Linked DNA regions of Homo sapiens: region 2 is linked to region 1. A link is a loop called in an ENCODE intact Hi-C map of the cell type or tissue named here. Cell type or tissue: mammary epithelial cell. All regions are shown on one strand. Each heading gives the region's core, and the rest is flanking DNA. Links, peaks and the distances in the headings are about the cores only.

Evidence for each region. Hi-C counts contacts between places; a loop is a spot of excess contacts. Peaks named below come from ENCODE experiments on the same cell type or tissue, not always from the same donor. Only the 100,000 strongest peaks of a DNase experiment are listed, where the experiment ranks them.
Region 2: it touches region 1 in a loop (13-fold over the local background); 9 of 110 quality-filtered maps call a loop at or near these places.

The regions. Positions count from the first base shown.
Region 1 is chr9:5,705,677-5,722,379 of GRCh38, reverse strand. It overlaps RIC1 (RIC1 partner of RAB6A GEF complex), which reads right to left. Exons shown (of 26, transcript NM_020829.4): 4 at 8,377-8,484; 5 at 2,056-2,198; 6 at 1,630-1,766. It overlaps LOC124902115 (a long non-coding RNA gene), which reads left to right and starts at 2,194. Exons shown (of 2, transcript XR_007061409.1): 1 at 2,194-2,505; 2 at 2,882-3,361. In mammary epithelial cell, for the core only: a CTCF peak has its summit at 7,079 (motif pointing right); no DNase peak of the experiment used is centred there; H3K27ac peaks cover 260 bases.
Region 2 is chr9:5,604,404-5,618,405 of GRCh38, reverse strand. All of the region lies in intron 1 of INCR1 (interferon stimulated noncoding RNA 1), which reads left to right. Among named protein-coding and RNA genes, the nearest start is that of RIC1, 18 kb to the left of the region's middle. RefSeq lists an enhancer at 9,333-9,382. In mammary epithelial cell, for the core only: no CTCF peak of the experiment used is centred there; no DNase peak of the experiment used is centred there; H3K4me3 peaks cover 352 bases.

The DNA of each region.
Region 1 (16,703 bases), core at 5,893-8,392:
CACACACACACACACACACACACACACACACTCTCTCTCTCTTATAGTTTTTGCAAGCTCATTCCTTCTGTAAGCCATCCTTAAGTGATATAGTTCCTCGGGGTAAAAAAAAAAAAAAAAAAATCTCTTCCTCCATTAAATTGTTTTGTGGTACTGTGGAAAAAAAAAAAAAAAGAAGAAGAAGATGAAATGGGCTGGGCACCATGGCTGACGCCTGTAATCCCAGCACATTGGGAGGCTGAGGTGGGTGGATCACCTGAGGTTGGTAGGTCAAGACCAGCCTGACCAACAGGGAGAAACCCCGTCTCTACTAAAGACACAAAATTAGGCGGGCGTGGTGGTGCATGCCTGTAATCCCAGCAACTCGGGAGGCTGAAGCAGGAGAATCGCTTGAACCCGAGAGGCGGAGGTTGTGGTGAGCCGAGATCGTGCCACTGCACTCCAGTCTGGACAACAAGAGCAAAATTCCATCTCAAAAAAAAAAAAAAGAAAACAAAAAAGATGAAATGAACAGAACAGCTAATATGTTTGAAAAAGCTGGGAGGATATTTACACAACTGACAGTTTGGGTTGAGTAAGAGATAAGTACACAAAAATTAAGCAAATGTAAAGAACAAGGCAATCATTAATTCCTAGCAGGAGGAAAAATCTGCAGTAAAGGAAAAATAATTATACTGACAGAGACAGGAGTTGGCCAAGGGTCCCCAGTGAAAACCCACTTTCAAGCCCAAAAAGTGCCTGAAGGCTGAAAGATGGGACTCCTTGTCCCAGATGAAACTGGTGATCCAGAGGGATAAATAACTGCCCGTTTGCCGTTTCCTGAGTGATTCTTTCTGAATAATGCCCACAAGCGCACTAGGAGAATGGGGTTAAGTTCACGCCTTGTTCAGCGGGTAGGACCCTGGGGCTCTTCAGCGTGTGTGTGTGCACGCGCGTGTGTGCTGGGGTTTGGTAATCAATCTGTGAAGTGGGAGCCTGTTAGCAGGACATCATCTTTATTTGCTGAGAGCTTGCTTTTAATAAATTCTGCTCTCCTCACCTTTCAGTATGTCTGCATGCCTAATCTTTCCTGGCTGTGTGACAAGAACCTGCTTTTAGCTAAACTAAGGAGCAAAAACTTCTGCGTCAGTACCACATGGTTTCGGTACTAATGGGGCTTACATATTGATAAAAATATAAACAATTAATAGTAACCTAATCAAAATCACAATAACTATAATGGGAACATGAGAAGAATATAAGTATGGTGGAAGCAGGGAAGAGGGAAGTAAATGGTCACTTTCAACAGTAAGAAGTCAATAAACACAGCCTAAGAACTAAAAATTAAAGGAAATATTCAGAGTAGTGGAGATTAAAAATCAAAATAACCAGTAAAGGAATAACAAGTAGTTGCCTCCAAAAGTGGAAAATTAGGCATGAGGAGAGCAGGGAGGAGAACAGGAATCATTATTTTTCTTTAACATGTCCAAGAGAATTTTGTCTACTTATACTATTTATATGTTTGGTTTGATTAAAAAATTAACAACCCTTAAAATCTTACATGAATGATGAAAATAGAGAAGAATTTGATAACAAAGAATAAAATAAGTACACAATAACAAAAAACCCTTCAAAGTAAATAAGTCATACCTCTGCAGTAAATCTACTTGACACTGGTGTAATAAATCCAACTTTACCATCATTAAATACAACAGCAAACCCATCAAGTGTGGCACAGTATTCCATGTCTCTGATGTGTACGTCTGTGAAGCCCAGGAATGAACCTACTGATGAAAAAAATAAGCACATGAAATAGGATTAAGAATATAATAAATTACTCTCTCACTTTTTGCCAGAAAAACCTGTAAGTTTAAAAGGGTAAAAATAATGACCTAACAACCCTAAATAATTAAACTGTCCTTTCCTATTAAATGCCTCTCTCACCCCGCCTCTCATACTCTGCCCACCTCTCCCCTTGCATAAGTAATTCCAAAGAAGTGTTCATCCATAGAAGATACCTAACTAGACATCAAACATTAAACAACTGGTTCAACCTCATGTAGAAAGTATAGCTACCTCTAGATGACTGCAGGTCTACTGAAAAGGGTACTGTGCAAAGATTAATGGCTTTCCTTCCATTTGTCATTCCTTCCCAGTGAATAAGATGAAGAAGTCCATCAGAAGTAGCAACCAGGAGATCTTCCAACACAGACTGCAAACTGTAGGTAGAATCAATTAATTTTTAAGAGAGCATACTGGGAAAGCAATGTGTATGAATATTAAAACTGCTTTAGAGAATACTCATGCAAAAATGATCATGAAACCATTTACAAAACATCTCCATTTATCTGCAACTTTATCTATGTATATTTCAATCTAGAATCAGAAATCCTGAAAGAAATGAAAGACTATGGGCACTCACAGTCACAAACTTGATAACTGATAAAACTAGTTAAAAACTACAAATATTGAAACAGCAAATTAGAAGATGGAAACAGAAGTGATAGCAGAAAGAAAGAAAAAGAGGTAGAGAAACCATAAAATGAATAAACCCAACTAATAACAGTATGACAATCTAGAGCCATTAAGTGTAGAGGTAACAATGCTCTGGCACTTGTCCAATAAAACTTTGAATAATGATGGAAATGTTCTATATCTGTGCTATCTGTAAACAGTAGCTATGAGCTGTATGTGGTGACTATACACTTGAAATATGGCTAGTGCAATAAAATAACTGAAATTTTATTTACTTTTCATTAATGTAAATTTAAATAAATTCATGTGTGACTAGTGGCTACTGTATTGGAGTATAGTTCCAGGCCAATATATTTCTTAGGTATTAGCAAGTCTCACATTGTTCATTCCTTCTACAAACATTTACTGAGCCTATCCTCTGTGACAGGTGCTATACTGTGTGCTGGATATTCGAGGATGAATAAAATATTCTCCGTCTTCAGAGGACTTCTCAGGCAAGAAATCAAAAATAGTTACATAGCATGATCTCATCACTTATCAATATTTATGAAGATATTCAGCATTTACTTCTTTAATGGGGAAATAGCCTGTTTTGCTCACCTCTGTATGCACAGCCCCAAGGGCAGTGTTAGTTAAATCTGTCACTAAATATTTGTGCAAAGGAGGCAAGAAGAGGGAAAGGGTTAGAGGAAAGAGGAACCCATAAATGAGACCGCAAAGGTACTGGCACAAAGAAAAAGACAACCAGGGAAACCAGTAGAAACTGATATCAAGAAAGCCAAGGAAGTAAGATGAATTTAAGAAAGAGTGTTCAAAGTATCAAATACTATATAAGGAAAAACAAAAAATGTTATGTGTATATTATATATACCCTATTAAATACTATTAAATTCCTTTTCATACTTAAGAGCATATTTCTGAAATATTTTAATCCATAATGATGAAAAAAATGTCTTTTAGTATTTTAATTCTTAAACTAAACCTTTAATTCTTTGGAAAGTTGACTTCAATTACTCATACTCCAAAGATTTCAGCTAATGTAGAATTTGCTGTTTTTTCCCCAACTATAAAAATACTGAAAAAGATCAGAAACAGATGTTTCTTTACCCAGCTCTATTTCTTGAACTTCACAGCCATTTGTAATCAATTAAAATTCCCAGTTTTTAGACATTTCACTTTTTAAAGCATTATATATTAATTTCAAATTTATATTTCAGTGATAAAATCTATGTGTATCATTTGGTGGGTAGAGTATAAAAAGTTTATGTTTTAGATGCACTACTATATGCTATGAAAATATGTAATTCAAAATCTAAGCTGTTGGAAATCTGAATTACTTTTGAGCCTTAAAGAAATGTAATTATGGGGCCTGAGTCACACAATAGGCAGCTATAATCTAGGCAGCTGTCATCTTTCTTTCTCTGATTATAGATTAGCTTTCTTCCTTACTGTATTGTTTTATAAATGCTGTAAATGACTAAAGGGCTCCAGGGAAGACCCCTTCCCTCTTCACTGTTGATCTTCATGGTAGATTAACTTCCCTCTTATCTTTCTTACACAAAGACTTCATGGCTATCACATTGTCTTAAAATGGAATGTTAAATACACTCTTTTTAAATTGGAAATGAAAACTAGCTGTAAAGACAAGCCATAAAGAAAACAAACTGTAACTAAATTGTAACTCATAAACCAGCCTTGTATAGAAAACATTATAATCCTACTAAACTTTATTTTCCACCTATATAAGCAAGAACTGAACTTTTTTTTTTTTTTTTTTTTTTTTTTTGAGACGGAGTCTTGCTCTGTTGCCCAAGCTGGAGTGCAGTGGTACCATCTCAGCTCACTGCAACCTCTGCCTCCCAGGTTCAAGTGATTCTCCTGCCTCAGCCTCCCTAGTAGCTGGGATTACAGGCGCACGCCACCATGCCCAGCTAATTTTTGTATTTTTAGTAGAGACAAGGTTTCGCCGTGTTGGCCAGGCTCGTCTTGAACTCCTGACCTCAGGTGATCGACCCACCTTGGCCTCCAAAGTGCTGGGATTACAGGCGTGAGCCACTGCGCCTGGCTGAACTTTTTTTTTTTTTATTTTTAAACAGTCTCTTACTCTGCTGCCCAGGCTAGAGTGCAGTGGCGCGATCTCAGCTCACTGAAACCTCCGCCTCCCGGGATTCTCCTGCCTCAGCCTCCTGAGTAGCTGCGATGACAGGCATGCGCCACCACGCCCAGCTAATTTTTCTGTTTGTGGTAGAGACAAGGTTTCACCATGTTGGCCAGGCTGGTTTTGAACTCCTGACCTCAGGTGATCCACCCGCCTCGGCCTCCCAGTGTGCTGGGATTATAGGTGTGAGCTACTGTGCCTGGCCTGCAAGAACTGAACTTTTAACTTTGGAACACTGACCCCATTTTCTGAAGTCTGTTCTCCCGGATTGGTCAGCTTTCTGCTTGCATTAATTCCAGAATCTGATCCTTTTGATTACTTCAAGTTGACAATGTCAAGAGAGGCAATTTAGCAGAGTAGTCACTGGTTTACCAGTGATTTTCCTTGGAAGGAGTCAGCATCGTTTATTCCAAACTACATTCTCCCTCTCCCCTAACCCTATCTCCCTAGAAAATCACTGTATACAACAGAGTTATCCTCCAGTAATCTGACTACCTGCTAGACAAAACTCAACAATCGTCTGACAAAATTAAGAGTTCATAATCTCTATAACATGATAATCAGTGATGCTGCAACAAACAAATGACTGGCCAGATGTGTGAATAAACAGGAAAATGTAACCTAGAGTCAAGAGAAAAATCCATCAATATAAATAGACTTATAGATAATCTTGATATTGGAATTAGCAGATAGGCTTTTTAAAAACTGTGACAGACATAATAAATAATCTACAGGAAGAGATAGATATATCCTTCTCATTTAATTGAAAGTGGACAAACTTGTTAAAACAAAGGCTGAGCCAGGCGTGGTGGCTTGTGCCTATAATCCCAGCTACTAGGAGGCTGAGGCAGGAGGAATGCTTGAGCCCAGGAGCTCGAGACCAACTGAGCAGCACAGTGAGACTACCACCTCTAAAAAAATTTAGAAATAAAAAAGCTGGTGTCAGTTGTTAAAATACTAATAATTCTATAAATGTTGGTAAATAGACCTTGCCCCAAGTCACCTAAGTGTTTGCTACAACTGACTCCCCTCCCTCAGAAAAATCTGGCCAACTGAAGGATTCATTATTGGCGTAGTAGGGCGATGTCAGAACCCTGTTCGATAACTAATAACCCATGTCTTTTCATGCTGTATTGGTTCTTAAATTTTTGTTTCTTTTGAGACACAGTCTCTGTTGCCCTGGCTGGAGTGCAGTGGCACAATCTCAGCTCACTGCAACCTCTGCCTCCCGGGTTCAAGCAATTATTGTGCCTCAGCCTCCTGAGTAGCTGGGAGTACAGGCGTGTGCCACCACACCCAGCTAATTTTTATATTTTTAGTAGAGACAGGGTTTCACTATGTTGGCTAGGCTGGTCTCAAACTCCTGACCTCATGATCTGCCCTTCTGTCCCCTTGGCCTCCCAAAGTGCTGGGATTATAGGCATGAGCCACCGTGCCCAGCCTGGTTCTGAAATATTTTTAATATCACAACTGTTAATGAGTACATTTAAAAATTTAGGTAAATACACTCTAAGTTATATCCTTAGAGAGCCTCTTCAATCATTGACTTCATTAATTTTATGAGAGCTATGTGGTATCCCAGGTGTGCGTGTGTGTTAAATGTATGTTTAAATTTAGGATCTTGGCTGGGTGTGGTGGCTCAACACCTGCAATCCCAGCACTTTGAGAGGCCAAGGAGGGGAGATCGCTTGAGCTTAGGAGTTTGAGACCAGCCTCAACAACATGGTGAAACCTTGTCTCTACAATAAAGTACAAAAAATTAGCGTGCTGTGACGTGTGCCTGTAGTCCCAGCTACTTGATAGGCTGAGGTGAGATCACTGGAGCCCAGGAGGCTGAGGCTGCAGTGAGCTGTGATCATGCCGCTGCAATTAGCTGTGATTGTGCCACTGCACTTCAGCCTGGGTGACAAGGTGAGACCCTGTCGGAGGAGTGGGGAGAGAGGTAGGGAAGGGGATGGGAGGGGAGGGGAAGGGAGGGGAGGGGAAACTCTCATTAAAATTATGTTTTTACCTTCTAAACATTCTCTATCCTCAATTAATAACAAAAGTTAGATGCTTAACATTAATATTTTTTCTTCAAATCAAAAATAAAAGATGAGATAGTACTCTTACCCCTATAAGCAACAGCATAACCAATATCCTAGCCTTATCTGACTTATATTTGTGGTGACAGGAGGGAAAATAATTGGTTATAAAAATCTAAGTTTCATGTCTTCTCACTCGATTTAAAATCTATAGCAAATTTCAAATTTCCAGCAGTTATGTGTTTCAGGTGCTGATAACTTTGTTCTGAAATGCAGTTATTTCACTGGAGTTTTGAGAGAAACCTTACAGATTTCCAACCACCTAAATTCATAGATTAAAACCTAGCACCTGACAGGTTAAACTTGGACAAGATGGCAGAATTGTTTTTTTTTCTTTTTGGCTCTTTTTCTATTCTATTTCCATGCACCATACAAGGTTTCCCACCAGGTGGAGGTAGAAAGCCAAGCCTGTACAATTCCACCTTTTCTTGGTACCTACAGACACTCAGAATTCCTTATGTATCAAGTTACTTTCTTGAAAACGATTCCCATGCTGAAATAAATAAAATGTGAAGTGATGAATAACCTTGTGACCAAGGCGATGAGTAACTTTGAACTCAATCTTCTGTAACACTGATTACATTTAAGCAAATAATAATTGTGTTCTTTTCTATGAGAATAAGATATGAAGGGGATGGACCAAACAAGGCAAGACAATACCCAGCCACTTGCATAGTTTTAATGTTTCAGTATCATTCTGTACAGTACTCTAACAAGAGAAATGGTGAAATAAACCTTTACTTAGAACTGTGAGTCAGAGGGATTTTTTTAAAAGTAGCATGACATTCATATAATTCAATACATTTACATAGTTCAATATTAAAAAAGAGTACACAATAAAAAGCTTTTCCCCCAAACCTGTCCCATAGCTACTCAGTTCTCATCCCCAGTTTCTTATGTATTCTTCCAGAAAAATACATGCTCTCTCTTTTAAACAAGATGGAGATACCTCATCTCCCTTTTAAAAACAAACATTAGCAACATAAGCATTTTGCTTTTTTCACCCAACAACATATTTGGAAAGATTTTTTTCCATAAAGAATGTCCTCAATGTTTTTACAGCTGCGTATCGTTTAAATAAATTTTCTTATATCTACACAATGGAAAAGATATGCAGCTAAACTAAGTGACAACTAAAACATCAATAGTGGAACAACAATTAAAGAAATAAAGCCAAATTGTAGGTAAGATTTTTTCTACCAATGGGTATAAAATAGATTTTTGGTATTCTGGTATTTCTGGCCACTTTGTCATAAAACCTTTATTCATACTTGGATGAAAAAGTGTAACTTTCTTCCAAGTGTATATAAACTTCCCAGAAGCTTATGGCAACTTTGGAAACAAAGGCACTTTCTCTTTTCCTCAACTTGTGTGCTTTCATCAGTATTGTTTTGGGAAATATGGACTGTTATCACTCAATCAAACAATTCTAGACCTTATAAAATATAAATTTCAAAATAAGATTATAGTTGGTATATTCAATTTTATTATAATAATTTAAGTATTAAGTGCCATCTGTAAAACTTCCATTGTCTTATAAGGGTTAATCAAGCATTTCCAGAACTAAGAAGTTATCTTGAATTAAAAGAAATTAAACTAACTTTCCTGTTGGTCATGGGATTTACGAACTACATTGTCTACTGTCATCACACAATGTCAAATTTAACCAAAGTACTGTACCTCATGATGGGTGCTTGTAAATCCAGTATTTTCCTCATCTCCAAATTTAATGCTGGAGCACACTGTTCTTCCTTAAAATGGGGTGTCCCCTTCATTTGTGGACTTCCTCTAAAACAAACAGCATAGAGTTAAAGAAAGATGCTGAATTTGCCTCCATTCTGTGGCTAATACACATACAATCAAATAAAGTAAATGAAATAAAACTTACAAATCAGGTATTCATCCTTCAGATTCTCAAATGAAAAACAGACTTAAATTCTATTATAGCAGACATTATCTACTTATCAATTGGAAATAAATGTTTGACCAATGTAATTTGTGTTAGGAGGGTGGGAAGAAGAGCAGAGAATCTGAGAAAAAAACCCACTTGAAATAAAAGTGAACTAACTCTAAAGAGAACCAACAGGCATTTTGTTTAAAATTCCTGAGGGCCCTTTCTAAGGTGGACAACTATGGAAAAAAGTATCATTCTATACAGTATCTGTCCCAGTGATCCAAATCGTGTGGCTTCATCTTTACTTACTCCACACCTTATCCTTCATTCCTATTCTTTGGGTGTGAATCAGAATTAAGGTGAAATTCAAGGGTGCAATTAGGAGATGTTTCACAAGTTACTTAGTAATAAGTAGCTAAATACCTAAAATTTTAAATCCCTGGCATCAAATAGCTGCAGTAGAGTGCTGGGTCAATGCCAACTTAACTGAACTGTCACACACGACCCTTCAAAGGACTACAGGTTGTTTTGTATTCTTTATCTCCACATGGCATGGTAGACCAGTATCTTCTTCAGTGCCTGTGCTGGAATTTAACAGTTATCTGTCTCTCACCATCAGCTATCACTTGTGGCAACAATTAGCCTGCTGATGTCATCTCTCCCTTTCCAGTCAAGTACATTCCTATAATTTGTCGATACTATTAAAATATGCACAAAGAGGCAAACAAGTCCAATAGCTTTCAAAGTTCCTGGCTTTGGGAAATATATTTTGATGCTCATTTTTTTAGTTTTCTTTCTTACTTATTTTTGCTTATTTTTTTGTTACAGACTATTTTTCTTATAAAGTTTTGTGGTGATTTATTACCATTCTATCCTGCTACTACTATGAACTGGAGTACTTACTTAATTCCTTCTAAGTCTAAATGACTAAACTAGCTAATGTTTAACCATACAGGTTCGTGTTCAACTAACATGTCTGACTGATGTGACAGCCTGTAAAAAGGACATGAAAGTAATTAGTTTATAGGAGTCACATTTAAACTGCTGAACACACAGTCTGTGATGATTTACTGAGATGTCTTCGATGTATTAATATATCTGGTTTTAAAGTTAAATTTTATTTTCCAAAGTAATATATATACAGAAGTTAAAATTCAAATAGGGCTAGAAAGCTTAAGACAGAAAACAACACAGAGGTAGACTCCTTTCAGTGGAAACTTAAAAAGACATATGTCTTCTTTTGAGAAGTGTCTGTTCATATCCTTTGCCCACTTTTTGATGGGGTTGTTTTTTTCTTGTAAATTTGTTTGAGTCCTTTGTAGATGCTGGATATTAGCCCTTTGTCAGATGAGTAGATTGCAAAAATGTTCTCCCATTCTGTAGGTTGCCTCTTCACTCTGATGGTAGTTTCTTTTGCTGCGCAGAAGCTCTTTAACAGACACATGAAAAAATGCTCATCATCACTGGCCATCAGAGAAATGCAAATCAAAACCACAATGAGATACCATCTCACACCAGTTAGAATGGTGATCATTAAAAAGTCAGGAAACAACAGGTGCTGGAGAGGATGTGAAGAAATAGGAACACTTTTACATTGTTGGTGGGACTGCAAACTAGTTCAACTATTGTGGAAGACAGTGTGGCGATTCCTTAGGGATCTAGAACTAGAAATACCATTTGACCCAGCAATCCCATTACTAGGTATATACCCAAAGGAATATAAATCATGCTGCTATAAAGACACATGCGCATGTATGTTTATTGCGGCACTACTCACAATAGCAAAGACTTGGAACCAACCCAAATGTTCAACAATGATAGACTGGATTAAGAAAATGTGGCACATATACACCATGGAATACTATGCAGCCATATAAAAGGATGAGTTCATGTCCTTTGTAGGGACATAGATGAAGCTGGAAACCATCATTCTCAGCAAACTGTCGCAAGGACAAAAAACCAAACACCGCATGTTCTCACTCATAGGTGGGAATTGAACAATGAGAACACTTGGACACAGGAAAGGGACCATCACACATCAGGTCCTGTTGTGGGGTGGGGGCAGCAGGGAGGGATAGCATTAGGAGATATACCTAATGTAAATGACGAGTTAATGGGTGCAGAACACCAACACAGCACATGTATACATATGTAACAAACCTGCACATTGTGCACATGTACCCTAGAACTTAAAGTATAATAAAAATATATATATATATAAAATAAAGATAAAAAGGAAAACAAACAAAAAAGACGTATGTCCTGATTTGAACAGACCAACTCCTAAAATAACAGCTCTGAGTTAAAATGGGAAAACTGAACACAGACTGAGTATTTGATGACACTAATAAACTATTAATTCTGTTGGGTAATAATATTGTGGTTTGGTTTCCTTAAAATGTCTACCTGTTACAGACAAAACAGAAGCATTTAGGGTTGAATGATATAGTATATGAAAGTTGCTTTAATAATTAAAAAGTATGCATGCATGGGGAGAGGGGGATGTTGACAACTTTTGAATCTGGGAGATAAGTACACTGGGGACATGTCCTTTTAGATTCTCAAGTGTGGCTGTGGAGTTCAATGACATTCCTATTCACAGACTAGCTCTTTTTCCTCTGAAGTACCTAGGATCTTCTTTTTATATATCCGATGGGTTCTGAAATTTCAAAATAATTAATTTTTCTACAAGTATGTGAATGTTTATCATTGCACTGAGCACCTGGTAGACCTGTTCAATCTACTGATGTATTTAGTTTAAACTCTAGGAAATTTACATGTTTTGTTTCCTTAATATAATAATAAGCTTCTCCATTCCCTGTTCTCTCTTTCTACAACTCCTAGTCAGTTAGATATTAAACCTCATATTAAACTCTAATTTTCTCTTTTCTCTCTTATTCTTGTCTTTTATTCTATATCCAGGGAAAGTTCCTCAACTGTTTCTTTCAATGCTTTTACTGAATATATTTCTACTATTGTACTTTTCATTCTGAGAATTTTCTCATCCACTCCCCCCGTTTTCTTAAACCATCCTACCTTGTTTGATTAGCCAAAATCTGTCTAAGGTTGTTAATTATTTCCTCAAACTGTTTTCATTCCTTCAAGTATCTGTTTACTTTAAGTTCCTTTTTTCTGGTATGTGTTTCTAAGTTACACTGGAAACTTTCCTAAAATGGCTAACAATGTTTAGTCCTTTGTTCTTATTTTAGAGGTTAACAATAAAAAGGTGACTACGTGTCTGCAGGCTGTCAACTGGTGGACTTCAGCAGGGTAGTGGCCAGCCAGCACTTTTTTGAGGTCTTCAAATACTAGTACCTGTTGAGCAGTTTTTCTTCAGTGGTTCCATTTCTCCAGGAAGGATCCCTCAAACCTGCCTGGGATATCAAAGCGTGAAAGACAGAAGTCTGGAGCCAAGCAGGGTAAAGAGGCACTATGACAACTTTAGCATCTCACTCTTCTGTTAAATATAATACATATTGTTAAACCAGACAGTATATTTCCTGTGAGGTGGGAACATAGGAATCCTTATTCAGTGTTTTCAAGCAATCTCTATGTTGATGGCCCCTGCCTCACTCCTATATTCTGTAGTACCAGTCCTTCTAAGCTCTAAGCCTTTCTGAGTTTGCAGGTAAAACAAGGTGCTTTTTATCAGTATCCTGTAGGTTCTTAAGCGCTCAAGTTTGATGCTCTTCCTTAGTTATTTATCTTTCTCTTTGGATTTTTAGCTCAAGGGTTGGAGATACCTCTAGTTTAAATTAAAGATGGGAATTTTATTTCAGCTTTTTTTCTGTTGGTGATTATCAAGAGAAAGAATTGAAACCACATTACCTATCTTAAAACTGGAAACCGTGTTTTTCTTTATATGAATATTCTCATTTATTACAACTAAAGTATTACAAGAACTTTAAAGCAAATTTAAGTAAATTCTAATTTCTTCATGACTTCCATTATAAAATTAGAGATACATCTCGCAGGAAAGTTTCCATCCTGTCTTCCAAACATACTAAAATAGAGCAAACTTTAAAAAATTACAGTAACAAAAAAATTCTGACTTTCTCATAAAAAATATTATTACTTAGAATTCAACTATAATTTGATAAGGTACAGCATCAGATGACTGGAAGAGAGTCACAGAAGATGAGGCTAGAAGAATAAGTTGAAGCCAGATTATGAAAGCACTGAATGCCAGGAGAATAGGAATAGAGCATTTACTATGTATGAAACAGTGTACAAAACGTTCTATACACATCCTCTCAACCAATCATTTGTAATCTTTTGAGACAGGAATTATCTCCACTTTTTCAGAGAGAAAACTGAAACGTACAAATATTGAGAACTTTGCTCTTGATCACAAAGCTAAGAAAGTAAGGGAGCTGATAATCAAACTCTAATATTTAAGGCTCTAAGCAACTGAAAATTAGAGTTAAAGAGACTAACACAGTAACCTCTGTCTGCACGTAGAAATAATGGAATGAATGCTAAGGAATGGATTGGGGATGGAGTAGGGAAGGGAACACACACTGTAAATGTTAATGTTTTTCGTATCTGGACAGACGGCAGAACTGCAGTTTCCTGCCTTCTTAAAATTAGGTGTGGCCACATGATTTACTTTGGCCTATAAAATATGAGGGGAAGTGATTTGTGTCATTTCTGAACAGAAGATTTAAGAGCCAACACTTGGTACATGTTTTGTTTTTAATCCTCTACTGTGATGATTTAAGCTATGCTGACTAATATAGTGTACAAAATCAAGTAACTAACAATTGTTAGATTTTTGTCCTGTAAAACTCAACAAATTAACAGTTTGTGACTATTCGACATGAGTGATTTCATTAACTATGGAATCCAAGAAATAGGAAAAAAGAATGAAAAAAAAATAGACCCAGTTTAAAGACTTATGGGAACAACATCATAAATACCAACGCCTGTCTGTATGATGGAAGTCCAAAGGCAAGGAGAGAGAAAAGAGAATATATGAAGAAATCATGGTTACAAACTTTCCAAATCTGAGAAAGCCAAGAGTCTTTCTTCCAAGAAACTCCAAGTAGGATAAATTTTAAAAGATGCACACAGAGACACATCATGTTCAAACTGTCAAAAAAACGAAGAGAATCTTGAAAGCAGCAAGAGATGTATGTGACTCCTCACATACAAGAGATCCCAAGTAAGACTGACAGCCAACTTTTCATAGGAAACCATGGAGGCCAGAGAACAGTGGGATGACATATTTCAAGTGCTGAAATATCTAGAAAAATTATCCTTCAAAAACAAAAAAGAAATTAATGAATTTCCAGATAAACAAAAAGTTGAGGGAATTTGTCACAAGTAGACCTGAACTACCAGAAATGCTAAAGGAAGTTCTTCAGCCTGAAAAAACAAGAGGCAATAACTCAAACCCATGTAAGAAAATAAAGAACACTGATAAAAGTAATTACATAGGTAAATATAAAAGCCAGCAGTATTTTTGGTTCAGAAATCTGCCTTTTTTTCCCTATATGACTCAAAAGACAAGTGCATAAAACAGTAATTATATATCTATGTTAACAGTTACACAATGTATAAAGATGTAATTTGTCATAACAACAACATAAAAAGGGAGAGAGGGAGATGTACGGGAACATAGTTTTGAGATATTATTGAAGCTAAGTTGGTATTACTTCAAACTAGGCTGTTGTACATGCAAGATGTTAATTTAATCCCCAAGGTAACCATTAATAACTAAAACATGTACAAAAAAGGAAATGAGAAAGGAGTTGAAATGGTACAATGCAAAAAAATCAAACCAACAACAACAATAAAAACAACAACAACAACAACAAAAAGGCAGCAGTGGAGGAACCCAGGACAAAAAAGATACAGACATAATAGAAAACAAATAGCAAAATGGCAGAAATCCTTCTTTATCAGTAAGTACTTTAATGTAAATGGATTAAATGCATTCATTAAAAGGCAAGCATTATCAGAATGGATTCGAATAAACCAAATGAGTCCATTTATAAGCTGTCTACAAGAAAATTACTTTAGATCCAAGGAAACAAGTTGAAGGTGGAAGGAAGGAAAAATATATTCCATGCAAATAGTAGGGTGGCTGTGGTAAAATCAGAAACAAACAAACAAACAAACAAAAAAACAAAAGACTTTAGGAACTATCACAAGAGACAAAGAAGGATTTTTATAATGATCAAACAGTCAATCTAGCAAGAAGATACCACACCTATAAAGAGATTCAAATATAGCATCAGAGCCACAAAATATTAATATATGAAGAAAGAACACAAAACTGAAGGGAAAAATAGATGTGTAATAATGTTGGAGACTTCAATACCCCACTTTCAATAATGGATAGAACTGGACAGAAAATAAGGAAATAGAGAAGTTAAATAACACTATATAAACCACTTAGACCTAAGACACATACTGAATATGCCACCCAACAGCAGAATACATATTATTCTCAAATGCACATGGAACATTCTCCAAGACAGAATGGATATTAAACCACAAAAAAGTCTTAATAAATTTTAAAAGACTGAAAGCACATAAAGTATCTTCTCTAACCAAATGGAATATAACTAAAAATCAGTAAAAGAAAAACTAGAAAATTCAAATATGTGGAAATTCAAAATACACTGTAAAACAATCAATGACTCAAAGAAGAACCAAAAGGGAAATCAGGAAATGCTCTGAAACTAATGAAAACAAACATGCAACGTTATGGGATACAGTGAATGAAGTCCTCAGAGAGAAATTTATAGGTAAAATGCCTATATTAAGAAAAAGATTTCAAATCAGTAACCTAACTTTATACCTTATGGAACTAGTAAAAGAGCTGGCAGAAGGATGGATGTGATAAAAATTAGAGTGGCTATACATGAAATCGAGAATAGAAAAACAGAGAAAAATCAATTAAAGCAAGTTGGTTGTTTGAAAACATCAATACAATTGAAAAACCTAAGGAAAAAGAAGACTTTATAAGTCTGAAATGAAAGTGGGAATATTATTACTGATCATACAAAAAAATAGTATGGGTTATAAGAGAATATTGTAAACAACTGAATGCTAACAAGTTAGATAACCTATGTTAAATGGACAAATTCCTAGAAACACACAAATTTCCCAACTGACTCGAGGAAATAAAACATATGAATAGACCTATAATAAGTAATGAAATTGAGTCACTAATCAAAAAACCTCCCAATAAAGAAGAACCCAAAACAAGATGGCTTAATTAGTGACCTATACAATATTTAAATAAGAATGAACATTCATCCTTCTCAAGATGTTATTAAAAAAAAATAGGTAAGAGGAGGGAACACTTTCTAATTCATTCCTTTTTTTTGAGACAGAGTCTTGCTCTGTCGCTAGGCTGGAGTGCAGTGGTGCGATCTCAGCTCACCGCAACCTCCGACTCCCTGGTTCAAGCAATTCTCCTGCCTTAGCCTCCCGAGTACCTGGGATTACAGGCATGTGCCACCATGCCCAGCTAATTTTTTTATTTTAGATGCAGTTTCACCATGTTGGTCAGGATGGTCTAGATCTCCTGACCTCGTGATCTGCCCACCTTGGCCTCCCAAAATGCTGGGATTACAGGCGTTAAGCCACCATCCCCGGACTTCTAATTCATTCTATGAGGCCAGAATTACCCTGATACCAAAGTCAGACAAAGACACTGCAAGAAAAGGAAACCATGGCTCAATATACCTTATGAATATAGATGTAAAAAAAATCCTGAACAAAATATTAGCAAACTGGATCCAGTAGCATATTAAAAGGATTATCCACCACTACCAAGTGGGCTTTAGCCTAAGAATACAATGGTGGTTCAACACATGAAAATCAATGTAATACAATGTAATCATATTAATAGAATGAAGGGGAAAAATCCCAGAATGATTTCAATTCATGCAGAAAAAGCATCTGAAAAAATAGTAATAATCTTTTAAGATAAAAACACTCAACAAATGAGGAAAGGAAGGGAACTTCTTCAAAATGATAAAGGACATATATGATAAAGCGCACAGCTAACATCTTACTCAACAGTAAATGACTGTTTACTGACTGAAAGTTTTCCCGCTACGATCATGCATGAGACAAGAATGCTGCTCTCACTACT
Region 2 (14,002 bases), core at 8,671-11,170, 110 kb after region 1:
AAAATGGGAAGGGTCGTTATGTTTGCTCTTCACTTTAGTCTTTTTAGAAATGAAAACTGATTGGAAACAGAATTGATTCTACATAAATTAGCCAACAGTAACAATTGTGTTTGACCATGTCCCTATCAGTTCTCTAGTATAAAAAAAAAAAGTCATACCTGCATTTTCAGTGTGTATTCTTTACTAAAATGGCAAGAGGAGTTGGAACAAGACATTTTTAACCCTATAATTCTGAGATTCCCACCCTACTCTCTATTCAGACAAATATGCCTTCAATAATTTAGCCAAAATTTCATATTCATTGTGTCAGTCCATTATCTCCTGTATGTATCAGTGAACTTAGAGTCAAATTCATTACCCAATCATGACAGACTTTTTTCATCTAGCAGAACTGAAACTCTATACCCATGAAACATCAACTTCCCTTTCCTCCTTTTCCCCAGACCCTAATAACCATCATTCTGCTTTCTGTTTCTGTGAATTTGACTACTTCAGATATCACATATGAGTAGAATCATACAGTATTTGTCTTTTTGTGCTTGGCCTGTTTCACTTAGCATAATGCCCTGAAGGTCTATCAGTGTTGTAGCATGTGACAGGATATCTTTCCTTGTTAAGACTGAATAACATTTCATTGCATGTATATAGCACATTTTGTTAATCCATTCATCCGTCCATGGACATTTGAGTTGCTTCCACAACTTGGCTGTTGTAAATCTTGGCTATTGTAAATAGTGATGTTACGAACATGGGTGTGCAAATATCTTTTAGAGACCCTACTTTCAATTCTTTTGGATATATACGCAGAAGTGGGATTGCTGAATCATATGGTACTTCTACTTTTCAAATTTTTTAGGGACCTCCATACTCTTTTCCATAGTGGTTGCACCATTTTACAATCCCACCAACAGTGCACATGGGTTCCAATTTTTCCATATCCTTGCTAACACTTGTTATATTCAGGCTTTGTTTTTGTTTTTGCTTTTAAATGATAGCTATCCTAATGGGTGTGGTTTTGGTTTGCATTTCTCTGATGATTAGTGATGTTGAGCATTTTTTCATATACTTGTTGGCCATTTGTGTATCACCTTTGGAGAAATGTTACTACCTTTGATATACTGTCACATCAGGAGATCTGCATAAAAGGTCAAACCCCAAGAGGAAATCTTTAACTTTTGGGGGATATAATTTTAAATTATCTGTCAAGTTTGAATGGGGTTATTCCTTATACTTAAAAGAGTTATAACAATCTTACAAGTATGACATCTTAGTCAGAATGGGCCTTAAACACATCCAGTCCAATCTCCTGACCCAACAAGAATATAAGTGGATTTCATAGAGTAAATTTATATATATTTCAAACATAGAAATCATTTATAAAAGCCATTAAGAGTTGGTATAAAAGGAATATACCTGTGAAACTGAACAACCAATACACTTGAATGTAAGAACTTGAAAAGAGATATGGAAAAATGGCTACCAAATGCCCCCCAAAATACATTATTTCCTTTATTGTCTTTTATTTAAAAAAATTAGGACAGCTATATTTGCAGTCATCATCTCCTGAAAATATAATTATTAATTTTTTCTGTTCTGAGCACTTTCTAATTTTTCTTTTATCATCAAAAAATAATAAGTACTATTTTTAAAATTGTTAATTTGTTATCAAGGAGATCAGTTTTCCCAAAGTGTGGTCCAGTCATCTGGATCAGAATTGTCTAGAGATATATTTAAAATACAGATTCCTTGGCCAAGTCCCAGGCTTTCTGAATCCGGAGTCCTTGATGTTGATGGTATGGCCCAAGAATTAGCATTTTTAACAAATATCCACTATGAGTCTCATGCATATTAATAAGGTTGACATTTCTTTAGGAGGAAAAAAAAGTGTCCGGTGTGTACTTTGAATATGGTCTGGAATCTCTGTACTCAACCTTCTGTTAGTTTGTAAACAAGTCAAAAAGTGCACTGGATTCCTGGGAGATATGGCCATGATCCCTTCTCCAGCAGATCTGAATTTTCTTGATTTCCTAATGAGAGAGCTGTCTAAGGATGTAAAAATTGTGCTGTGAAAACCAGATAAGACCAAGTAGTGGAAGTGACCTTGGGTCATTCAATAGCAATTATGGGCAAGTTAAACCTGACCACCTGGCCCCTGCTGATCACCTTCATATTGCCCTGCTAGCCCTAAGTTACCTTTAACCGTTTTTTTACCTGCAGGTGGAAATGTTAATATCTGTCATACCAGGTTGTTATTTTTTTAAGTGCTAGAAACCAGGCACTGGCATTAATCTGTGCCTTTAGTGGTATATTGTGGATTAGTCACAAAGAACTTTGTGTCTAATGATTGGTACTGTTACATAAATTATAACAGTAACTAGCATTTATTCTGCACTTATGTACTAGATACTGCTCTAAGCATTTTACATTATTTAATTTTTATCCTCTCAACAATCACATGAGATACATATTATCCCCATTTTACAGATGAGGAAATTGGGGCTTAGAGAAGCTCAAGGCTCACAGAGCTGGAAAGTGATGGAGTCAAAACTTGAACCCAGAATCCCCAAGTTTATCAACTTCACTATACCATCTCTTTCCACAAACTTATTTTCTCACCAACTAAATGTATATAATAATTTATGTCAGGCTGTCTTATTAACTACATTTTTTTTAACTCCTAAGGTATTTGTTTTTACTCAATCCTTCATGTATAAAATTACTTTGCTAAAGAAATGAAGGAAATCAGTATTTTCACATTTACTTGGAGAATAATATCTTGTGTATCTTAGGCAAAAATGAAAACAATAATTTATCTAAAGGGTCATGTGAATTCTTGAAAATAAACAGTGCTGTAGATCTTTCTGTGGCATACATCCATGGATGTAAAAGTAAGAGAGGGAAGAAGGAATCACATCACCCAGGTATGATGTTGAAGGCTATAAATGAATCAAAGAGTTAACATTTAACAATAGGATCATATTTTAACACCATTTTCTTTCTTTCTTTTTCTTTTTTCTTTCTTTTTTGAAGGGGGTGAGGAGGGGAGGGACTGGGGCTGAAGAGTAAGGGCGGGGGAAGAAGTCTCCATATTTTAACAACATTAATCCATCCACATCATTTAATATATAATACACCAAAGGCAGAATCTCCCTGTACCCTGGTCACTTTCTCAGGATGCCCATTGTAATGCGCTACAGGCTCTTACTGTCCTCCACAGTTTCCTAGGAGTTGATTGTTTTCTTAGCTTATGCTGCCACTACGTGCTGCTTTCCATTAGAGGGGAATCTTCTTCTGTAGGACTTGGGAATCCCTTCTGTAGGAAGGGAGCAAAGTGTCCCAACATCTCCCCTAACTGGACACCTCTCTAACTCCAAGCAAACATATTGTTCTCAGAGGTTTTCTGAGGATTCCTGTGTGGTAAAGACAAAAATGTTTGCATGAATAGCAAGACTCCCTCCATATTTTTATCTTGACCAGTAAATGAAAACATGGGTTTAAATCAGCTGTATGTGTGGATTAGAAAACAAAGTTGACCATTGCCTATATATACTTCATCATTGAGTCCATGTTCTTCTATGATCAAGCAGATAAACAGTTTACCTGTTAGTATTTGTTAAAAAGCAGTGAGGGGTGGCTGGGCGTGGTGGCTAATGCCTGTAATCCCAGCATTCTGGGAGGCTGACGTGGGTGGATCACTTGAGGTCATGAGTTAAGACCAGCCTGGCCAACATGGTGAAACCCCGTCTCTACTAAAAGTACAAAAATTAACTGGGTGTGGTGGTGCACGCCTGTAATCCCAGCTATTTGGGAGGCTGAGCCAGGAGAATTGCTTGAACCCAGGAGGCAGAGGTTACAGTAAGCCGAGATCGCACCACAGCCTAGGTCACAGAGCGAGACTCCCCATCTAAAGAAAAAAAAAAAAAAGCATTGAGGGGTTATCCAGCTCTGTAACTCAAATCTCTGGTGAAAGTGCTGTTTGACTGGAATGTGGTGAGCATATTGGGCGTCTTCAAGACTCAATGAATGGGGATTGAGTGCTTAGATACTCTAAAGATTATCTCAAAATATTCTGTTATTGCTCATACAGTTCCTTCTTGTGGTTGGAGTATTCAGAAGAAGAAATGTCTACTTACAACTTTATTTTCCTCTCTGAATCTACAGATTTTATAAAAAATAATGGGCATTTCTAAGTTTGCTCTTCATGAATGTGTTAACAATACCCCAAGCGACTGCTTCAAAAACCAATTTGTTTCAGATTATTATAACAGCCATGTAAATTTAAGTATGATGTCTCAGGCAAAACTTGGTTAATGCGGACATGAAGTTGAATATATAAAATTAATGACAGATATTAAAATGTGTAAATGCAATTGATTTTTTTTTTCCAGTCTCACTGTCGCCCAGGCTGGAGTGCAGTGGCACAATCTGCAACCTCCGCCTCCTGGGTTCAAGTGATTCTTGTGCCTCAGCCTCTGCAGTAGCTGGGATTACAGGTGCCTGCCACCATGCCTGGCTAATTTTTGTACTTTTAGTAGAGATGGGTTTCACCATATTGACCAGGCTGGTCTCAAGCTCCTGGCCTCAAGTGATCTGCCTGCCTCGGCCACTCAAAAGTGCTGGGATTACAGGGGTGAGCCACCATGCCCGACCTAAATGCAATAGTTAACAATTTACAATACCATTAACCTTAACAAGGCAAGATTTTGCCCATGCCCATGTTATTCCCTGAAAATTTGGGCACCACTGGATGTCCAGTTAATCAGTAAAGATGATAGAGTCACAAGTTGAGAAATGATCCTATAAGTGTAGTAAAAGTGGTATAAAAGAGCCTCATTGACCGGGCGCAGTGGCTCATGCCTGTAATCTCAGCATTTTGGGAGGTCGAGGTGGGTGGATCACGAGGTCAAGAGTTTGAGACCAGCCTGGCCAATATGGTGAAACCCCGTCTCTACTAAAAATACAAAAAATAGCCAGGCATGGTGGTGCGCGCCTGTAGTCCCAGCTACCTGGGAGGCTGAGGCAGGAGAATTGCTTGAACCTGGGAGACGGAGGTTGCAGTGAGCCGAGATCACCCCACTGCACTCCAGCCTAAGTGACAGAGGGAGACTTTGTCTTAAAAAAAAAAAAAGCCTCATTCAGTTTATGTTTGCATGAAATATGATACATAGTATTACCACATTCAGGCCATATGAGTAAATTATACATCCTCCAAAATTATATATATACATTTGTCTTTCATTTACTTATGACCATTTACTCAATGTTCTGTTTTTAACGTGTTAGCATTTTCTTTCATTATTCCAGTTATTAATGGTTGCATTTTCTGGAATCTCTTCTTATTAAACTTGGGTAAATATAGAATACATTTGAAAAGAACAGACCAAGAGAGAACTTCTGAAAGAAATTCCATTCAATCAAGCAATCAAAGAACCATCCAGTGTGTCAATATTCAATAATCCCCCAAAACCTTTGTCTCCTGTCTCACAATGACACTGTCAGCTTCAAGAACAGGAAACCATCATCAGAGGCTTCTTCCTAGAGACTGCAACCCCATGCTTTCCTTCCAGCATTGCCCCATCCACTCCAACTGGGTCCTCCTTCTTCATAGGTCCACCGTTTCTTTGCTCTTTGTCTTAGTTTTGGTTCCCCCAGAAGCCAGATCCTAAGGCATTAATATGTACACAAGTAGCTTACTTGGGTAGTGATCTCAGGAAATATGGGCAAGGGAAGTGAGACAAAGAGGGAAGGCAATCAATAAAAAGGGCATGTTTTCAAGTGGGTTAGTACTGTGGGTAATGGACTTAATCCCTCTGGAGAATTTTGGGTACCAGTGTAAAATTCATGCCTCTGAGTTACTCTACCAGAGTAGCAAAGGAGCTGAAGTATTCATACCCCAACTCCTATCAATCATTAGTTAAAGGCTGCACTTAAGGCATTACATCTCCTCAAACCTATGCTCACATATGGAGCTCCAGCCACCAGAGAAGGCCATTAAGCAAGATGGTCCAGCTGCTGGCACTTGGTAAGGCTCAGGAGACATGGGCAGGGCACCAACTGTATCTGCCACACTGCTATCTGTGATCCCAATCTAGTACACTAAGACCCATGATTAAAAGCCAGGGATTACAAAATAGGAAAGAAGATCAAAGGCTTTGGAGTCAGACTGATTGGTTTCAAAACCTGATTTCTTAACCTTTCTAAGCTTCAAAATTCCATAGAGGATTGTTACGGAGATTGAATAATGTAATCCATGTAAAAGTATCCAGTATTGTGACTAGCACATAGTACATATTCCCAAAAATGCTAGTTAATAATATTAACACCTGATCCCCTCATGGAGACATAAAACTGAACAGGACCTACTTTGTTCTCTGGCCAGATTGCCCAGCAGGGACCCAGCAATTCCAGTTTTGCTACTGGCATAGCATTTACACTGGTGTCGGTGAGCAGAACTGACTAAAGGACTGGGCCTCAGTTCAAGTAGTCATCAAGATATGGCCAGATGAAGCCCTGCATTGTCATCAGTGCAGAGTGGGTTGCTTCAAGCTGCGTGGGGCTCTATGGAACCCGGAAGAGTAGATGGATCTCCTAAGGAAGGAATAGGTTCTAGAGCAAGCCCACCTGGTGGTCCAACTTAGCCTCTTTACACTATTTTCCTACCCAGCCACTCAGTCTAAGTTTTTTAATGTTTATGAGAAAAAGGGAGAAAAGAACTAGTACTTATCCTTCTCAATATCAAGTTCTAATGCAGCAATATAACTGCCCTTCCAATAAGCAAAGTATTTTTGGAATTCCTTAGTTCAAATGAAATTACATGGTTCACATGCTCAAGGCATTTTTTTCCAAATGTTTTTCATTCCCAGTCAGTAGAGACCAGACTTTTGGAAAAACTCAAACTTTCATTAAAGCTCAGCCATGCAGGATATAAAAGCTGGGTGGGTCCACTTTGATTTTGCTTCGTTGCTAACCATTTCCACTTAACTGACAGCAAGAACAGATTTTTGGAAGAGAATGCAAAGGGCATGGAGAGGCCCGTGACATCACATAAAAACTCTAGCAAAAGAAAACTTAGAGAAGAAAATTTACTGTATTTTCCAAACAGCAGAAAACACTAATTTTTCAATTTTTAATATAGAATCTGAAATAAATATATAGCAAATTTATTTCAGTACAATATGGTATTTTTCTAAATCACTGATCATGAAGACTACAGTTGAAATACCAAATTTTAAAAAACAGCCACTAATATTTATAGACCCCTAATAAAAATATTGCCTTCCCTTGGAAAACCAAACATCATATGTTCTCACTCATAAGTGGGAGATAAGCTATGGGGATGCAAAGGCGTAAGAATGACACAATGGACTTTGGGGACTCAGAGGAAGAGTGGGAAGGGGGTGAGAGATAAAAGACTACAAATTGGGTTCAGCGTATACTGCTCAGGAGATGGATGCACCAAAGTCTCACAAATCACCACTAAAGAACTTACTCATGTAACCAGACACCACCTGTTCCCCAAAAACCTATGGAAATCAAAAATTAAAAAATAAAAATATAGGAAAGTGCTTTGTACATGTCAAAAAATGTTGCCTTTCTTAATAAAAATAAACGGTTCTCCAAAGTTCACTGGAAGGAGAATCTCCACATGGGGAAGAATAGCTAGATCTTACATCCTGCTAATTTTGTCTTCCCTTGGCCTGTGGGGGAGGGCGCTATTCCCCTCTTTACTATTGTCCTAAGACCAGGCAGTGGACTGGTTTGATCCCAAGAACACTCCCTAATAAAATTCCTTCACCCCAATCTCTGTCCAGACTGTGCTTCACTGAGAACCCAATTTGTGGCAGTTACCCATGGCCAAAGTACATAGACCTTAACACTTTAACTCCCCAAGTCTAGACCCAGAAAAGTGAGAACAAGAAAAAGTCAAAGCAGCTTATTGACTGTGTGGAAGTGGCTTTGTTCAATTGATTGGTGGTGGTAATGATCACTCCTTTACAGGAGGAAGTTAGCCTTTCTCTTTTGAGGTTTCTACATGATAACCATATTGGAATATATCCCAATAGGTAGAGTATCCATAAAATTGTGAGTTGTGGGTTTTGGGGGCATTTTGTTATACGCTATCTTAGAAATAGAGTCCAAATCAGTTAATAAAAAAGAAAAGGGAGAGTGACAATATTATTGCATAGAAACGAAAGAAGTACTGATACATCTCACTTTGTAAAAAAAGAAACACATTTCAGAAAAAGTTAGCTATGAATTATATTTTTATATTAAATTTTATTTTAAAGTCAGTAATGAAACACACCATCTAAAGATTTTTATGACAGTTTTTTGCAGCGAAAAGCTTACAAATTTACATTATTACCTTCCAATTTGTTATTTTGTGAAACTAAAAATGATAAAAATTTCTTTTTTTCTTTTTTCTTTATGAAAAGGGTTTCCCACTCAAAATTTATTTTTATCATTTAAAATGATAAATGATTAAAATTTTTTTATCATTTAAAAGTGTTACTCTTTTAAATCACTGAGATGATTTAAAATAAAGTATATTACTGAAAATCTTAAAACCACAGCAAGACACTTAATATAAAATTACATTAAACTCTAATTAGTTTCTTTTGGCCCAATATTTTTAGATAAAGAAATTACTTCAAGTTGCATATGCTATAATGTTCTTGAGATTAGCCAAACTTTTTCGCAGTACTGGAACTTTGTTGTATTATTATTGCTCAAAATAAATTCATTGACAAAGAGTTATTATTATCTCCCTAACAATTTTATTTCTAAGGCTATGTTTTGATAATGGTTTTAACATTCATCCTGGATGAGTGGCTAAGAATCTGGAAATGAAAATTAGGAATGTACTTATCCTCTTCTGCCAAAGAGTGTTTTCTTTTTCCCCCAGATTAGTAGTCACAGAGTAACCATGGATTATGGTTACCAAATTGGTACCAAATTTGGATCTCGTATGGAGAACTCGGCCTTAGCTCGAATGCAGCAATTCACATTTAAATAAAATGAATATTTAGATGCTGTGCTCAAATTTAGATAAGAGTATATTGTAGTGATTCTGGGGGAAATCAGTCTTAAGATCACATCTATTTGCAGTGGAATGAGGAATTTCCTTTGGAGAATAATTAGTAGAACTATTATTGCAAAGCTGCCTAAGCCCTCTTATGTGATATAATCAGAGGCAACTGGCAAAAGAACATGAGTCAAGAATATCCCTCGGACAGCCTGTACCTAGATCAAAAATACTGACGTGCACTCTCTTACGAAGAGTTTCAGATGCATAAGACTTTTTTTTTTTTTAAAAACAGGCTTCTAGGTAACAAGTCACTTCACTTCTCTGGGCCTCTTAAACTTCTCATATGAAAATAGACTAGATGAACCTGGAGAGACATTTTCTGCCTGATGTGGAAAGTGAAAGTGAAGAAATTAGCTGTATTTCCTAACACTCAGGAGGTAGGTGCAGGGTCCATAGCTCCTCCAGCTCCTGTGGATCTTATGCTTCAGCTTCTCTAACTCTTGGGTCAGAGGTGTGTTTAACTCCTCCTCCACCAGAGGTTTGGAGGTGGTGAGAGACCAATGCAGATTCCAGTCCATCCTCATGGATTCCAGTTTGTCCTCGCTTCCTGCTCTCTACCTCCTGACCACTGGTCCTGTGAACTTCAGCTCCAGCACTAGACACAGAAACAACAGCCTCCCCTAGAGAGTATAACCAGCTTCCACAATTGCATACAGTCAAGTCTCTAAATCCGTTTTGTCAATTTATCTTAGTAGTTCTACTTCTATGAACAAACCTTGACTGATTACATTTGGGTTGTTATGTTTTTAACAAAAAGTGCTACTGTGCATATTCATGTTCATATTTTCTGGTGCACTTGTGCAAGCATTCCTCTACAATATATACCTGAGCTTACATATTGCTGGATTGTAGAATGTACAGTACTTAACTTTGTAAGATAATGCCAAATCCTATTCCAGGGTGGTTGTGCCAATTTATGTTCACACCAGCATTGTTTAAGAGTTCCCGTTGATCTGTCTTTGGGAAAAATTAATATAGTAATATTTCTTTTTAAATGTTTTTTAGAGACAGGGTCTCACTATGTTGCTCAGGTTAGAGTCAAACTCCTGGGCTCAAGTGATTCTCCTACTTCAGCCTCCTAAGTAACTGGGACTACAGACATCCACCACTGCACCCAGCAGTAATACTTAACTTTAGTTCATCAGGAGAGTATAATATGTTTACTCATTATAATCTTAATTTACATTTATATGATCACTGTGAAGTAGAGAATCTTTTCATGTATTTTTTCTTCATTCATATTTCCTCTTTTGCAAAATGACTATTCATGCCTCCCTTTTTTGTGGCATTGTTTGTCATTTAATTATTGATAAATAGAAAGAGTTCTTCATGCATTCTGGAAACAAATCCTTTAGTGTTATATGCAGTGGTGTACTGGAGCTGGCTTGTGTAGACTCGTCTGAGAGATTTTGTGTATGTCTTCCTAACTTCATGTTTAGCAACATCATGTTGGTGGCTTGAAATAAACTTTTCCACCTTGAAAAGAATCAAACCCAACAAATCATGGCTTTTTTCATCTCTGCAAAGCTAGGTTTTTAAAACATGTATGGGCGTACCACTAGTTATATATAGCAAATATCTACTACTGGCTTGTCGCTTGTCTACAAATTCTTGTTTGGAGTATTTTGAAAAATAGAAAGTCAAATTTGTTAATCTCTTCAGTTTTAGATAAGTTTTTTGGGGTGTTTTGTGTTCTCAGTTTCAGACAAGCCTGTTTTTGTTTTGTATGTGTTTTCTTTACCCCAGGAAACTAAAGATATTATCCTATAGATGTTTAAAATATCAGCTTTCACATCCAAGTCTTGCATGCATCTAGAATTGACTTACGTATCATGTTGGGTAGGAATCCAGTTTCATTTTTCCCCATATTCTCCCAGCACCACTTATTGACTAATTCTCCCTTTCTTGATTATATACAATACCACCTCTGTTATATATGATGTCCAAATATGTGTGGCTCTGTTTCCCAAGTCTCTACTATACCATTAACCCATTTGTGTATTGCAGCGTTAATACCACTCTCTTAATTAACTTTGTAATCAAAGTCCTCAAACAGGATAAAGCATACCTCCTACCTTGTTCTTCTCCAAAAGAGTCTTTGTTATATTTTTGACCTTTGTTCATCCATAGGAATTTTAGAATCAGCTTCTTAGTTTCTTGGGAAAAAAAGTGTGATTTGGCATCAAATTACACTGAATCTGTAGGTCAAATTGGGAAAAACTGGTAACTTCACAATAGAAAGTCTTCGTTTTGAATGTCGTCTTTTATTTATTTCTATAGTAGATCTTCTCTGATGTTTATCAAATAGAGTTTTAGAATTTATTCCATATAGGTCTCCTATAACTTCATTAGATGTAATTTATACTTTTTTGTTGTTATGGTGTATTAGTCTTTTATGCTGCTAATAAAGACATACCAGAGACTGGGTAATTGATAAAGAACAAGAGGTTTCATAGACTCACAGTTCCACGTGGCTCGGGAGGCCTCACAATCATGGCAGAAGGCAAAGGAGGAGCAAAGTCATGTCTTACATGGCAGCAGGTAAGGAAAGCTTGTGTAGAGGAATTCCCCCTTATAAAACCATCAGATCTCGTGATATTTACTCTCATAAGAACAGCACAGAAAAGACCCAACCCCGTGATTCAATTACCTCCCACCGAGTCCCTCCCAAGACATGTGGAAATGATGGGAGTTACAGTTCAAGATGAGATTTGGGTGGGGACATAGCCAAACCATATCATATGGTAAACTGCTTTTATACTTTTTAAATTTTCTGTTTGTTGCCAATGCTTAGAAATATATTTGGTTGTGCGTATTGGTCTTCTATTCAGCCATGTTGGTTAGCTCTGTTATTGTTAAATTATTATTTATTTTTGAGACAGAGTTTTGCTCTTGTTGCTCAGGCTGGAAGTGCAATGGCATGATCTTGGCTCACCGCAACCCCTGCCTCCCGGGTTCAAGCGATTCTTCTGTCTCAGCCTCCTGAGTAGCTAGAATTACAGGCGAGTGCTGCCACGCCTGGCTAATTTTGTATTTTTAGTAGAGATGGGGTTTCTCCATGTTGATCAGGTTGGTCTGGAACTCCTGACTTCAGGTGATCTGCCCTCCTCGACCTCCCAAAGTGCTGGGATTACAGGCGTGAGCCACACACCTGGCCAGCTCTGTTATTATTACCAAGAATTTGCCTGTAGATTTTGTGGGACTTTCTGTTTAGAGAATTATATCCTTATGAATGAAGTATATTCCAATACTCCTACCTTTTATTGCTGTTCCCAATCTTTGTACTTGTTGCTGCTTTTTCTTGTCTTAATGCACTTAGAAAATCCACTATAATGTTGAGTAGAAGTAAATAGGACTTCTAAGTCTTGTTCCTGATTTTAATAAGTCTGCTCATTATCTGCTGCATCTTTTGAGATTATCATATTTTTCCCCTGTAGTCTGTTAATGCGGTAAATTTTACATATATATATATATTTTTGTTTGTTTGTTTGTTTGTTTGGTTTTTGAGATGGTGTTTCACTCTTGCTGCCTAGGCTGGAGTGCAATGGTGCGATCTCAGCTCGCTGCAAACTCTGCCTCCTGGATTCAAGCGATTCTCGTGCCTCAGCCTCCCGAGTAGCTGGGATTACAGGTGTGTGCCACCACACCTGGCTAATTTTTGTATTTTTAGCAGAGAAAGGGTTTCACCATGTTGGTCAGGCTGGTCTCAAACTCCTGACCTCAGGTGATTTACCTGCCTTGGCCTCCCAAAGTGCTGGGATTTCAGGCATGAGCCACTGTGCCTGGCCAATGAATTATATTTTTATATTTTCTTTTCTTTATTATTATTATTATTATTATTTTGAGACAGGGTCTTGCTCTGTTGCCCAGGCTGGAGGGCAGTGGTGCCATCTTGGCTCACTGTAACCTTCACTTCCAGGCTCAAGTGATTCTCTCACCTCAGCCTCCCAAGTAGCTGGGACTACAGGCATGTGCTACCAAGCCTGGCTAATTTTTGTATTTTTTTTGGTAGAGACGGGGTTTTACCATGTTGCCCCGGTTGGTCTCTAACTCTTGGGCTCAAGTAATTCACCCACCTTGGCCTCTCAAGGCACTGGGGCTACAGGTGTGAGCCACCATGCCTAGCCATATTTTTTATTTCCTAATGTTTAACTGCGCTTGCATTTCTGGTTAAACTCAACTTGTTTATGATGTATTATCTATTTGAAATAAACTCCTAAGCTTGTTTCATTAGTATTTAATTTGAATTTGTAGCTATGTTTATGAGTGAGATTGGTTCAAAAGGTTTCTTTATTGTCCTGTCCTTCTTTGGTTTTGCTATCAAGGTTACGTTAATATCATTGAGTGAATTGTGTCATAGTCCCTCTTTTTCTGTTTTATAGGACATTTTTAAAGATTGGAATGATCTCGTTCTTGAAACCTAGGTGTAAGTAATTTGTAAACATATCTGAACTAAATATTTTCTTTGTGGGAAGATTTAAAAATATTGATTGCATTTCTTTGGTAGATACAAAACAATTCAGGTTCTCTGTTTTTGAGTAAGTTTTGGTAAATTATAGTTTTCTAGGAATTTGCCCATTTCACCTAAGTTTTTGAATATGTGGCCTAAATTGATTCAGAGTAGCTCATCTAAAAAAATCTTTGCCTTGTCTGTGATTAGGTCCCTTTTTATTCTAATATTGCTTATTTGTGCCTTCTTTTTTTTTCCTCGCTCAATCTCAGCAGAGATTGTTCTGTTTATAAAATAAAACTTTTAATTTTGTGGATTCTTTTTTTGTAGCTTTGTTTACTTTTTTCTGAACCTCTGTTTTTATCTCTGTTATCTATTTCCTCCTACTTTGATTGTTTTTCTATTTTTCCTCCTAATTTCTTGAGTTGAACACAAAGCTCATTAATTTTTAACCTTTCTTCTTG